Regions from separate parts of the Mus musculus genome. Here region 1 is linked to region 2. Evidence: chromatin contacts called from ENCODE Hi-C or POLR2A ChIA-PET data. All regions are on one chromosome and are shown on one strand. Each heading gives the region's core, a stretch centred on a gene start or an enhancer-like site at or near the end of the contact. The rest is flanking DNA. Distances are from core to core; before and after follow the strand shown.

What was found. Hi-C counts contacts between places; a loop is a spot of excess contacts on that map. ChIA-PET counts read pairs that join two places held with the same protein, here RNA polymerase II (POLR2A).
Region 1: a map of heart shows a loop between it and region 2 (2.3-fold over the local background). The contact joins the promoter of Nmnat1 here to the promoter of Ctnnbip1 in region 2. A Hi-C loop is called at or near these places in 2 of 37 maps with a recorded cell type or tissue (heart and regulatory T cell). POLR2A ChIA-PET finds 5 or more read pairs at or near these places in 2 of 5 experiments (Patski and embryonic stem cell).

The regions. Positions count from the first base shown.
Region 1 is chr4:149,481,285-149,487,347 of GRCm38, forward strand. Nmnat1 (nicotinamide nucleotide adenylyltransferase 1) reads right to left here and starts at 3,926. Exons shown (of 5, transcript NM_133435.2): 1 at 3,825-3,926. Lzic (leucine zipper and CTNNBIP1 domain containing) reads left to right here and starts at 3,982. Exons shown (of 7, transcript NM_026963.6): 1 at 3,982-4,715; 2 at 5,468-5,576. The coding sequence starts at 5,476. It overlaps Tmem274 (transmembrame protein 274), which reads left to right. Exons shown (of 6, transcript NM_001366402.1): 5 at 1,029-1,095; 6 at 1,979-2,055. The coding sequence ends at 2,055.
Region 2 is chr4:149,513,895-149,520,285 of GRCm38, forward strand. Ctnnbip1 (catenin beta interacting protein 1) reads left to right here and starts at 4,347. Exons shown (of 5, transcript NM_023465.4): 1 at 4,347-4,485. Gm24381 (a small nuclear RNA gene) reads right to left here and starts at 3,388; the gene lies at 3,285-3,388.

The DNA.
Region 1 (6,063 bases), core at 2,676-5,175, 33 kb before region 2:
GTAAGTGTACACTTGCACACACATGTACACACATGTACACACATGTACACCATTTTGTTTGTTGTTGGTAGTGACGGTGACTTTGCTTTTGTTGCTTGTGTTTTTGAGACAGGGTCTCTCTATGTAGCCTTGGCTGGCTTAGAACTCAGAGATCTACCTCTACCTCCAGAGTGTTGGGCTGAAAGGCATGAGCCATCACACTCGTCATGAGATTTTCTTATTGTGGGTGAATCCCATGTTAATAGAAAAAAATATGTATATGTACATATTTTAAAAAGAATTCTTTATTTATTTTAGTATATGGGTACACTGTCACTGTCTTCAGACACCCCAGAAGGCAGCATCAGATCCCATTACAGATGGTTGTGAGCTACCATGTGGTTTTTGGGAATTGAACTCAGGACCTCTAGAAAAGCAGTCAGTGGAGCCATCTCTCCAACCCGAATTTTAACTTTTAAAAAATTTAAAAAGTGTATCACATTTGTGTGTGTGTGTGTGATGTGTATATGGAAACATATGCCGTGGCAAGCATGTGGCGGACAAGTCTATGGAGTAGACAAGGCTATGCTCTCCTTCTAACCAGGCAGTATTGAACTCAGATCATCATCAGGTTTGGTGGCAAGCACCTTTGCTCACTAAGCCATCTCACTGGCCCTAAGAACATTTTAATAATATTAAAGACAGTAAATGTCACAAGACACATGTAGCACACGTGCCTGTGACTGTGGGGCTTGAGAAGCAGAGGCAGCAGGATTGCAAGAACTAGGGAAGCCTGGGCTACACAGAAACACTATGTCACAACCCAAACAAAGCTAAATGTAGTGTACCCCTTTAAGCCCAGCACTTGGTAGGCAGAGGCAGGTGGATCTCTATGAGTTTTGAGTCCAGCCTGGTCTTAGTGAGTTCCAGGACAGCCAGGGCAGCACAGCGAGACCCTTGTTGAAACAACACAACCAAACCAAACCTAAACCAAACCCCACTGGCTAAAGAACAGAGATATTTCTGATGGTGTTTTGTTTCTCATACAGGAGAAAACCACCCCTGAACTTTACTACCTATCTGTGGTGCTGTCAGTGGGCAGCCTGGTATCCACGGGTGAGTCAAAACACCTCCCAAGCCCCTATCCAGACCCCCTTGCAGACCCCTCAAGGGAAGACACTGTGTGAGCTCAGAGGCCCCAGCTCCTCTTACTGCAGAACTCACAGAGACAGAGTGTTAAAGACAGGAAAGGGAGGCTTTGGATGGGATGTAAAGAAACTTCCTGGGACGCAGCTCAGTTGGGAAGAGTGCCAGCCAGCACAGCTGAGGTCCGGGGCTCAGCCACCAGCACCACCCTATGCCCAGGTGGTGACACACAGGTTGGCAGTCCCAGACACTCCAGAGGAGGTAGAGGCAGAGATGGAGACAGGTGGTTTTCTGTGAGTCGGAGGCTAGCCTGGTCTACCTAATGAGTTCTAGGAACTATGTAATAGAGAAACCCTGTCTCAAAGTTAGATCTTCCACAGCAGCTTTAGTTAGCTGCATTGGATCTGCACAGGACTGGGCCTCTTAACATCCCGTCATCATGGCCAGAGGAGGGGGCTCATAAGGCCTCACCCCTTCCCTCCCCAGGGTGCACACTATTGGCAGTTAATGGTAGCTGGAGAGGGAGTCAGATTTTTCTTTGGTTGTAGGCACTGGTAAGGCGCCTTGCTCACACACCTCCTCACCCCCCATTTATGCAGGCAACATTAATTAAAGCCTCTAGGCCACAAAGAAAACAAAACAAAAAAAAGTCATGGAAGTTGGGTGGGATGTGTTGGGGAAGAAAGGTTTTGAGGTGGGAGAGGGGGTAAGGCAGTACTGCGGGAACACGATCAACAAACATTTATATATGCCATCCCCTTGTGTATGAACTTTTGAAGGAATACGTTTTTAAAAGCATCCTTCTCACCTGAGTCCTGCTCCACCTTATTAGACACTGTGCTCTGTCCTGCAGTGCTTTTTTCTGGCATGGGGCTCATCTGGCTGTCCAAAGTGACCTGCCCAAGACCAGATGCTAAGCCAACAGTCTGAAGCTAGCCCATAGGTCCTGCTGGTTTCCTGCCTCATTTACACACCTGGGCTGACTGAGTCCGCCCCAGCATTACCACTGTGTACCGTCAAGCATCTCACAAGATGACCTAGCTGCCATTTCTACATAAAATGTCTGCTGCACATCATAACCACGCAAAAAGCATGCCAAGACTAGCCATCATAGAAGTTGCTTAATGAGTGCTGAAGAAGCGGGAAACGATTGGTCAACTGATACCACAGGATCGCCATTAAAAACACCTTCATACGAAGGAGGAGTGAGTGTCTACACAATACTCTCAAGATTGCTACAATGACTTCCTATAAACCTCGGATCTTATAAAATAGGGACATTAGAATCTGAGCCGATGACACCGGCAGAAGTGGACATTGTCAAAAGAAATCGCTCATCTCAGCAAAGTGAAGCTTCACAGGAAAACAGTCGTGCAGACCTAAGATCTCACCAAGATCAATCTATACATTCTTTACGTTGTGGGAACTTTTGGATAAAGAGAATCTCTTTATGGGTTACAACAATCTTTCATATTACTACAGCCAATTATTTTGTAGAACATATAGCCAGTGTCTGAGCCTCACTCTGCTGCTGTGACAAAACACTCTGACCAAAAGCAACTTGGGGAGGAAGGGTTCTTTTGCCTTATACTTCCAGGTCAGTCCATCACTGAAAGAATTGGGGCACGGGCTCTAGGAGGAACCTGAAGCAGACACTACTGAGGAATGAATGCTGCTGCCTCCTGGCTTAAACTCAGTCTGTAGACCAGACTGGCCCTGAACTCAGAGATATCATTCCATCTCTGCCTCTTTAGTGCCAATGCCCAGCACCTAGGAAGCTGGCTTTCTTATACAGCCCAGTACATCAGGGTGGCCTCGAACTCAGAAATCCACCTGCCTCTGCCTCCCGAGTGCTGGGATCAAAGGCCTGCGCCACCACGCCCGGCTTAACTATGAACTTCTAACACCCCCCCCCCTTCAACTTCACAAAGGCATCACTGTAAGCTATAACCTTTCGATTTCTTGTCTCCAAAGTCCCTGTTAACATTATAAAACAAAAGCATAGACCAACTTTCAAAATTCTCAGTCTTTCAAAATTTCAAAACTTTTAAAGTTCCGAGTCTCTTTAAAAGTCCAAGTCTTTTAATCATGAGCTCCTGTAAAATCAAAATAAGTTTCATACTTTCTAATCCCAAAAGGGCAGAACCAGAGAATAGGAATAATCACAATTAAGCAAACCCAGAATCCAACAGTGTAGCTCAATATCCGACATTTGGGACTCAGGATCTGGGTCCCAAAGGGCTGGCATAGCCCTTTCTCCACTCAGCTCCCTGGTAACAGTTTACAGTCCACTCAGCAGCAATTTAACTGGTTCTCAAAGGCTGTGTGGGCTTGCTCTTTCCCAGATTTGGAAACGACTAAAAGGGAATGTCCTTCTCAGCACTGGCTTTCCCCCATTGCCTCTCACCCACATCCCTCTAAGTTCATGGGCGTCTGCTCTCAAGAAATCTCTAGAGAGGAAGAATCCAGGCCACCCCAAGTGGGGGAACTGACCTGCACCAAGGTCACAGGAAAGTTACCAACTTTTTGGTTCCAAGAACTAAAGGGCAAGAGTTGACTATGAAGAGCTGGCCCCAGGGACCGTTACAAAAGTCTCTAAAGGCCCAGCCATTGTGCATTGTCCCTTGCTTGGCAAAGTACGGGTCACCGGGCTAACGCTCGCACAGGCTCGTCTCCTAGGACCTCGGTGGGTTGCTTACCAGGCCTTGAAGGCCAAACGGCCCTAGTCCTCCAGGAGACAACCTCGGCCCGGACGCCAGCGCAGGGAACACCGCCGCCTTGCTCTCATTGGCCCCACACAGCCGGAAGTGCGCGAATCCAGCGGAAGTGCTCGCTCCATGCGGTCCGCCAGGCCGGGGAGTCAGGTAGGCGGGGCCCCTGGTTCCAAACCCTGGGATCCGCTAGCGGGCGGCAGGCGGGGATCGGGAGGGCGAAGGAGGTTGTCCTGTTTTCCGATCAGGGAGGACGGAGAAGCGTTTCGCAGGCGTAGGACTCCCCGCCTCCTCAGGTGACCACCGGGCCTGCTGGAGCCCGGCCTTGGCGGGACCTGCACACCTCGGCGGGAGCTTGGAGTTCGTCTGTCCGCGGGGAGGAGGCCGGCATCCGAGCGTGCGGTCCGGCTCTGCCTTATTTTTGCTCCGGTGGTCCCGGGCCCGGGCTTTGCTCACCTCCGTCCCTGAGAAGGTGTGCTTTCTGCCCTTGCCTTCTCGTGCGTCTGAGTTGGACAGTTTTCCTCAAGCCGAGTCCCGAGTGCTGTGGCCTCACCCAGAGGAGACTCGGCAAAAGCTACGGGAGGCACAGCCCAGGGATTCAGTGGCCTCTCCCGCGTCTTCCTAGGAATGGAGAACGTATTTCAGTTACAGTCTGCTTAGCGGGAAGTGATCTGGACAGCTGTAGGCCAAGTTCAGACACAGCAAATAAAACTCTTAACAGTTTTACCTTGTTCTAGCCAGCTCCACCCCAGGAGGTTTGAAGTTTGAGCCTCCGGTAAACTTTATGACAACTTCGCTTTCCTCAAATTGATGACACTCAGAGCTCCGACAGTTGGCGAGTTTTGAGCACCGTGCACGGGACAGGATACTGGAACCCCGGTGAGCGTGAATGAATATATTCCACTCCAGATGACAGTGTTGGCCATTTCGGCAGTCTCAAAGGAAACGCATCACTTTTATTCAATACTAGGTGGTGCCAGTGAGTCAAATCTTTCTGGTCTAAATCTGTAGTGTGGTTAAAGTTTTTTTGTTGTTGCTTTGTTTTTTTTTTTTTGTTTTTGTTTTTTTTTTTTTTGTTTGTTTGTTGTACAAGCCTTTATTTTTCCTTAAATTTATTCAGAATAACTTTGCCTTTTGAGACTGTATTGCAGCTTGGGAGTGCAGTCTGGCGTAGCGTATATGTAGCATTCTGGTTCCTCCATTTCCCCCAAGAAGAGATAAATTTTTGTGTTAAACAGTAATAACTTACTGTGCAGGGGATTTATCTTAATGGTAGAGTCCTTGCTTAGCAGGAATGAGCGCCTGGATTCAATCCCCTGTTCTGGGGGAAGAAAAACAAGTCTGGGCATGTTAGCACATACCTGTAATCTTAGAAAAAATATGTTCTTTTCATTTTACATTTTCATAATTTACTTTTTTCTTTTTCTTTTTTTGGGGGGCGTGGTTCTAGACAGGGTTTCTCTGCGTAGTTCTGGCTGTCCTGGAACTCACTCTGTAGACCAGGCTGGCCTCGAACTCAGAAATCTGCCACCCAGCATTTTAGATTTTCTTAATTTTGAATTGCACCAATATGTTGAATCTTCCCAAGTAACCAAATACAGTGTACTCATGTGGGCTTATTGTTCTTACAGTGATTAAAATGGCTTCCAGAGGAAAGACAGAGACAAGCAAACTAAAGCAGAATTTAGAAGAGCAGTTGGATAGACTGATGCAGCAGTTACAAGACCTGGAGGAATGCAGGTAAGTTATAACTATATGTTCTCACTCCGTAAACACTTGTTTGTACGAAGAGAGGTCAGGCTCCGTGGATGCAAGCCTGAAGCCCGCGTGTGACTTTGGTCTCTTCTGTAGTATTTTACAGCACTTGGTTTGTAGAAGCAAACTTGTCAAGCTCTGTAGTCATAAAGCCTCAGCTATGGAAGACTTAAAATACTTAAGCTCCTGGAAATAATGTTTCCTTTGTCTTTAGTATTTTAAACAGCTTTGCCTAGTATGAACTAATTGCTAAAAATACTATGATTAGGCTGGGGACGGGGGTAAGGCTCTGTGGATGAGTGGGTGCCTAACAGCTAGAGGCTCTGAGCCCAATGCCCAGCATCGAAGAAGAAGAAGAAGAAGAAGAGGGACGGGAAGGGAGGTGCTGCTCTCCTGTAATCCCAGCAGTGAGGCAGATGCATGCGGGTAGGAGCGCGTGCTTCACTTCGTGGAGAGCTCCAGGCCAGCCTGC
Region 2 (6,391 bases), core at 3,097-5,596:
GGTTTACCCGCTCCTTTTGTGGCACTGGGGTCAGACTCAGTGCTTGTCCATGCTAGGCAAGCACATGGCCTCAGAGGTACATCTCAGCCTATGTTTATGTTACTTTCTTGTCTACTTAAGGAAGGGCTTATTTTAATGTGTGGCTGAAGAGTCCACCCTGATGGGGAGGCCCGACAGTGGGGCTGGGGGGCGGCTGCTCACATCACAGCTGCCGGCAGGAAGCCGAGAGATGGATGCTGGTGTCCAGCTTGCTTTCTCCTTTTTATGAGCCTGGGAATGCAACCCGTGGGGTAATGCTGCCCACATTTAATTCACCTCATCTAGTTAATAGCGTGTAGACATGCCCACAGATGTGTCTCCAGGGTGAGTTTAGGCCCTGTCATATTGACAGTTAATATTAACCATCACTGTCAGAGTCTAGCATTCTTGTTCTGCTTCGGAGTTTGTTTTGAGCTATGTAATGGCGGTGCCCATCCTGGCACTGGGCTTGTGTCCTTCCTGCTCCTCAAGAGAGACTGTCAGAACTGACAAATGTCCCTTACTTCCTAGGCATAGGGTGGAGCCAGAGATAACCTAAAGTAATTCTGCTGCCTAGAAATGCCCATTGCCCAACTCTGAACTCCTGGGGTCACTCCGAGGCTGACTTGTGTTGATAAATTTACTGTAATTTTGAACCCTAAACACATAGAGAGATGGCTCGTGGTTAGGAGCACTGGCTGTTCTTGCAGAGGATCAGGGTTGGGTTCCCAGCACCCACATGGCAGTCATTTGTAGTTTCAGTTCCAAGGGGCCCAGTGCCCTCTTTTGAGATCTGAGGGCACCACATGCACATGGTGATTAGACACACAGTCAGGCCAACACTCAGACACACAGTCAGGCCAACACTCAGACACACAGTCAGGCCAACACTCAGACACACAGTCAGGCCAACACTCAGACACACAGTCAGGCCAACACTCAGACACATAAAACCAAATAATTAAAACTAAAAAATACATATGAAAACTTGGGAAAACTCAGAAGTAGCCATTCTTTCTCTCCAGCACATGTAGTCTTCTGCATTTCCTTCCCGCTCGGTCCTTAAGCATCTTTATGAGAACATAATCCACACTCTTCCATCTCGACTAGCAAGCAACACCAACAGTTTTTATTGATTTGCGTAAACATGAGTATTTCTAGAAAAACACTGTGATCGTGTGCTTCTGCATCTGTGTGTTCGCTGGGAAACCTGAAGGCCCCACTGGGAAGCTGTAGTCCTGGCAAATATTTGAGCCTTTGCTCCAGGCACAGTGCCTTCGGGACACTGTTGGAGATCCAGTCATGAGTAAGGCATATGCAAGGCCTTCGAGGATTCATAATCCTCATGGCAGCTCACCACCATGTCACTCAGGTATGACTAAGGTGCAGTTTGTGGAATCAAGAGTACTGAGCAGCCCGGCAGTGGTGGCGCAGGTCTTTAATCCCAGCACTTGGGAGGCAGAGGCAGGCAGATTTCACTTTGATGTGACTGTGAGGCCTGGCCTACATAGTGAGTTCCAGGGCAGCCAGGGTTATACAGAGAAACCCTGTCTCGAAAAAACCGGAAAAAAAAAAAAGGAACAATCTGAGCATTTCAGATATAAGGGTAATGTTTTAAAATGTCTATGGCGAGAGGCGGGGTGGTTGGTAGTTGAATCCTCAGCACCCACATAAAAGCTTGTAATCAAAGAGCTGAGTAGGCAGAGCCCTGGGGCTTGCCAGTCTCGCTGGTCTACTCTTAATTAATTAAAAGAATATTTTTAACATGTTTGAATGGAGGTACTCTGTGTGGATGGATAATGCTGCTTCCAGAAGCTGTAAGTCTTCAGTGGAGGTGTGAGCCTCTCTCTGTGAACTGGTGGCCAGGGAGCCACGGAGGCTTCAAAACAATGGAGGCGCCATTGCGTGGTACTGCTCTTGATCACCTACCTGCTGCCTTGCTGAAGACACCACACACTAGGGATGCTGCACACAGTCACATCAAAGTGAAACCAAGGCAGCGGCTTTCTGCCTTGTGGCTAGCAAAGTGTCACAAGGTGCTTGCTATGCAGGCTGCTGCTTGATGAGAGAACTCATCAAGAGGCTGGCGAGCTGGCTCAGTGGTTAAGAACACCAGCTGCTCTTCCAGAGGACCAGTTCCCAGCACCCATGTGGCAGCTCACAACTGTCTGTAACTCCAGTTCCAGGGGGTCCAACACCCTCACACATGAAGGCAAGACACCAATACATATGAAATAAAGATAAATAAGTCATTAAAGGAAATAAAAAAACCCAGGAAGTGTTCCTCAGCTTCAGGACTAATGAGAGAAACTAACTTACTCAAAAAAACAAACACAAACAAACAAAAACAAAAAAAAAACCAAAAAAATAGAATAAGGCAAAAAGAAAACCAGAAGATACTAGACTTTGACTTTTGACCTCCACACAGATGTACACATACAAACAACATGCACACATTTAACTGTTGTGTAGCAGTTCCCTCCAAGATGAAAACCTTCTGTCTTTGAAGGAAGGTCCTTTAAACACAGATGTTAAAGGGAAGACAAAGGGACTGTATTTTTTTAAGGAAGATAAAACATTCCATCCTATAGCTAAACTTACTAAACTCAGGAGGTAAACAATTCAGTGGCTTCAGGAAGTTCCTGAAATTGACCAGATTCACTAGCCCCCTTCCTTTCCAAGCAATAAAGCCGACTGAACTACCTAGAAGAGGCATGGACCAACCAAGCTACAGGGCAAGGACATTTTCCAACCTGCTGTGCTACCTATGGACTGTGCAGTGTGTTTCAGGTTCCCAGCTTTTGTCACTCATGCTAGGGTGGACTTTGGTGACACAATCGTCTTTGAGTCATTTCTGTTCTTGTAACTTCACCCATACTCCTATAAGTCACACCAATAAAATTCATAGGTTTACCAAGTTGGATTTTGGTAGAGTTTTGGTCTGCAGTTGGCTCCCTGTCTGAGGTGAGTAGATGTTTGCTCTCCCCAGGCATAGTCATATAACAACAACACACAAGAGTTTACAAGCTGGGTATGATGGCGCACGCCTTTAATCCCAGCACTTGGGAGGCAGAGCCAGGCAGATTTCTGAGTTCGAGGCCAGCCTGGTCTACAGAGTGAGTTCCAGGACAGCCAGAGCTACACAGAGAAACCCTGTCTTGAAAAAAACAAACAAACAAACAAAAAAACAAAAACAAACAAAAAAAAAAACAAACACAGTTTACTGTATTTTTAAGGTTTTAGTTTTTGTCATTTAAAATTCTATTTTTACTATGGAATGCTTCACAGATCTGTGTGTCATCCTTGTGCCAGGCCCATGCTGATCTCTGTATTGTTTCAATTTTAGTATGTATGCTACCGGAATGAGTACCATTTTTAGTTTTTAAATTTATTTATTCAATTGATTTTTATGTGTGGATGCCTGTTGTATGTATACCATGGGTAGGTGCCCATGGACACTAGCAGAGAGTATACTCAGCTAAGAGCTCTTGCTGCTTCTGTAGAGGACCAGAGTTCAGTTCCCAGCCCCACATGGTTGCTCGCAACTGTCTGTAATTCGTTTCAGGGAATCCATGCCAAGGCATTAGACATACATGTGGCACACATACAAACATGGAGGCACACACATAAATTTTTCAAAAATAAATTGGAAATGATACCACTCTTAAGCATTCATGTGCCTTTAAACTAAAAGCAATTTGCCGAAAATGAACAATTTTCCCCTTTCAACCTCTCCAGATACAGCAAGACTGCCGGTAGAAAGATTTTAATCACAGAGGCCCTGGGCACTCTGGATTTCACAGACCCCAGGCTAGGCCCCAAATTCAAGAGCAGACCTAACTGTTCCAAGATACCACGCCCACGCCACTAAATAGTCTGCAACCTCTTCCATTTCATTCTTTCTGGGGTTCTGGGTCAAGTGGCCTCAGTGAAAATTCTACCCTATATGACCCCTCACTCTAGCCTCGCCTGCTCCTCCCCTGGGTTCTCAGTACAGACAGAGCCCCTACCCACCCACCGCGAGACCCCGCCCACGAGCCTCTGGTCCCGCCCTCAACCAGAGATGACCAATGAGTTGTCCTTCTCGTGTTGAGGCTCAGGGTTCCGCCCTCCAGCAAGCAGCCCGCCCCAAAGGTGTGTTAACCAATGCCTGTTCCTTTCCCGCTCTAGGGGCTCCACCCCTTCAGGCCCCGCCCCTCAGGGTACCTCCCTCTGGGGCGTGGTCGGCGCCGCGCCTCCGCCGCGCGCGCGGAGCCTGATGCCGCCCCCCTCCGCCGGTCCCTCCTCCGGCAGCCTGGCGCCTCCCTCCCTCCCGGCCGCGGTGACTCACGGAGAGGCGGAGGCTGAGGCGGCCGCTCCTGGTGCTGCTGCCGCCGCCGCGGCTGCTTCTCCGGCTGAGCGCGCCCCGGAACAGGCCGCCGCGCTCCGGACCCGCAGCCCCCGGCGCCGCGCGTTCGGGCGGCCCAGGTAAGCGCGAGGCCGGGCCGCGACCGCAGCATGGGGGCCGGCGCTGCGCCGGGACGCGGGGGAGCCGCCGGCCCTTTGTCTCCCGGGGAGGGGCCGCGGAAGGCACCTTCGACCCCGCAGAGACCCACCGGGCCGGCTCCGCTGGCGCGGCGCCCTGGGCCTGGACCCGTCGTCCCCACCACACCCGGCGCTGCTACCTCCCGCCGCAGACCACCCTGCTGCCTTCCTCCCTTTCTCTTGGGGGTCTCCTCCACAGGTGTCCCAGTTGCTCACCCCTCTGGGCCCGCGTGCTTGTCATCGTCTGTCCACCCTCCTGGTCCCATTGCCCTGTCTCTTCCTCACCTTACCGCACCTCTTTCCCAGCATCCTGACTCTCCATGTTTCCCTTCCTAGATGCTGCCAAGGTCTGTCTGTCCGCCCAGCTGCCCTTCCTCCCTTTCTAGTTTAAATGCACCGTCCGCTCCCCTGATTCCACCTCTCCTTGGTGTTTTTGGAAGGTACATGTGAGAGACACATGTCTCACCTTCGCAGGGCACTTGGGAACGTGAGCCTGCAGATTAACCACTCGGACCTCCAAATTGCATGTATCCCCTCCTTTTTGCCACCCCTATCAAGGTTGCACTTCCCTTTTCCGTGAGCCTGGAGCTCTGGACACTTTACCTGCAGAGGCCCTGCAGCCTTTGCATGCTTCTGTGTATGGAACTTGACTTAGGAGTAACTCTGCCGGTTAGCTCATGGGAAGGCCCAAGGGGATCAAGAGTTTTATGAATAATGAGACGTGCGGCTTGCAGCACTTTCTATCTGAGGATCTAACTATGCTCTAGCTGTTAATTATTCTGTCTCCTGTCACTTACAGATCCAAAGGAAGTGTGCCTAGATAACTGCTGGGTAAACTGAGGCACAGAGTATGTTGCTGTGGGATCTGGAGGCAAGTCAGTTTGTCTTGAGATTTAGTTCTCAAGTGGCTTCTGGCTTCTTGGCTTCTGGCTCGCTCCTACCACCACCAGGCTCTTGTTCCTGGCTGGAAACCCTGTGATAACTGATCTCTGCTGCCATGAAGGTGTCTGGAGACGCCAGCACTTCCTTGGATTCAAAGCAGGACTTTGAATCACAAATAAAGGTGCCAACTGTTCAGTGCCAGTGTGTCACTCATGGCTTCCTGGTAGAGCCAGTGTGGTCCATGAGGACAGACAGAAGTTACCTCTGTGAGATGGAGATCCATTCATGCCTTCCATGCTCTGGGGCTTAAACAGTCCTTGCCTTCTGGGAGATGGCAACCAAGGAAGGAAAGAGCACAGATAATAACTGAGTAAAGAAATAAGTGGCTGAAACCATTAGGTGCTATGAAGGGGCCAGAACACTAGGAATCTATGGAACAAGAGGTCATCCTGACCCTCTCGAAAAGGGGAAAGGAAGGAAGAGTCTAGGTGAGAAGAATATATTGTGTAGGGTATGATACATTATCCAAAAGAGTTAGAAGCCATTAGAGTGAATTGAACAGAAAGATACTAATTAACACATGGTCTAGGTTTTAAAAGATTGTTCTGAGCAGGAAGGTAGTGGCACGTGCCTTTAATCCCAGCACTCGGGAGGCAGAAGCAGGCAGATCTCTGTGAGTTCGAGGCCAGCCCGGTCTACAGAACAAGTTCTAGGACAGCCTAAGTGACATAGAGAAATCCAGTCTCAAAAAAGAAAAATAATATAAGTGAACAAATGATTGTTCTGTCAGCCATGAAGAGACAGGGTTGTGGGGGAGGGGGCGTTGGAGGTGGAGGCAAAGGTGCTTGTCGACTGACCGCTGAGCTTGCCCAACTAGAGATGGTAATAGAAGGAAGGAAGTAGAATCAGTGTGTCCCCATTACTGGATGCAGGAAACTGGGAAGTAACACTCTGAGGAACAGCCTCT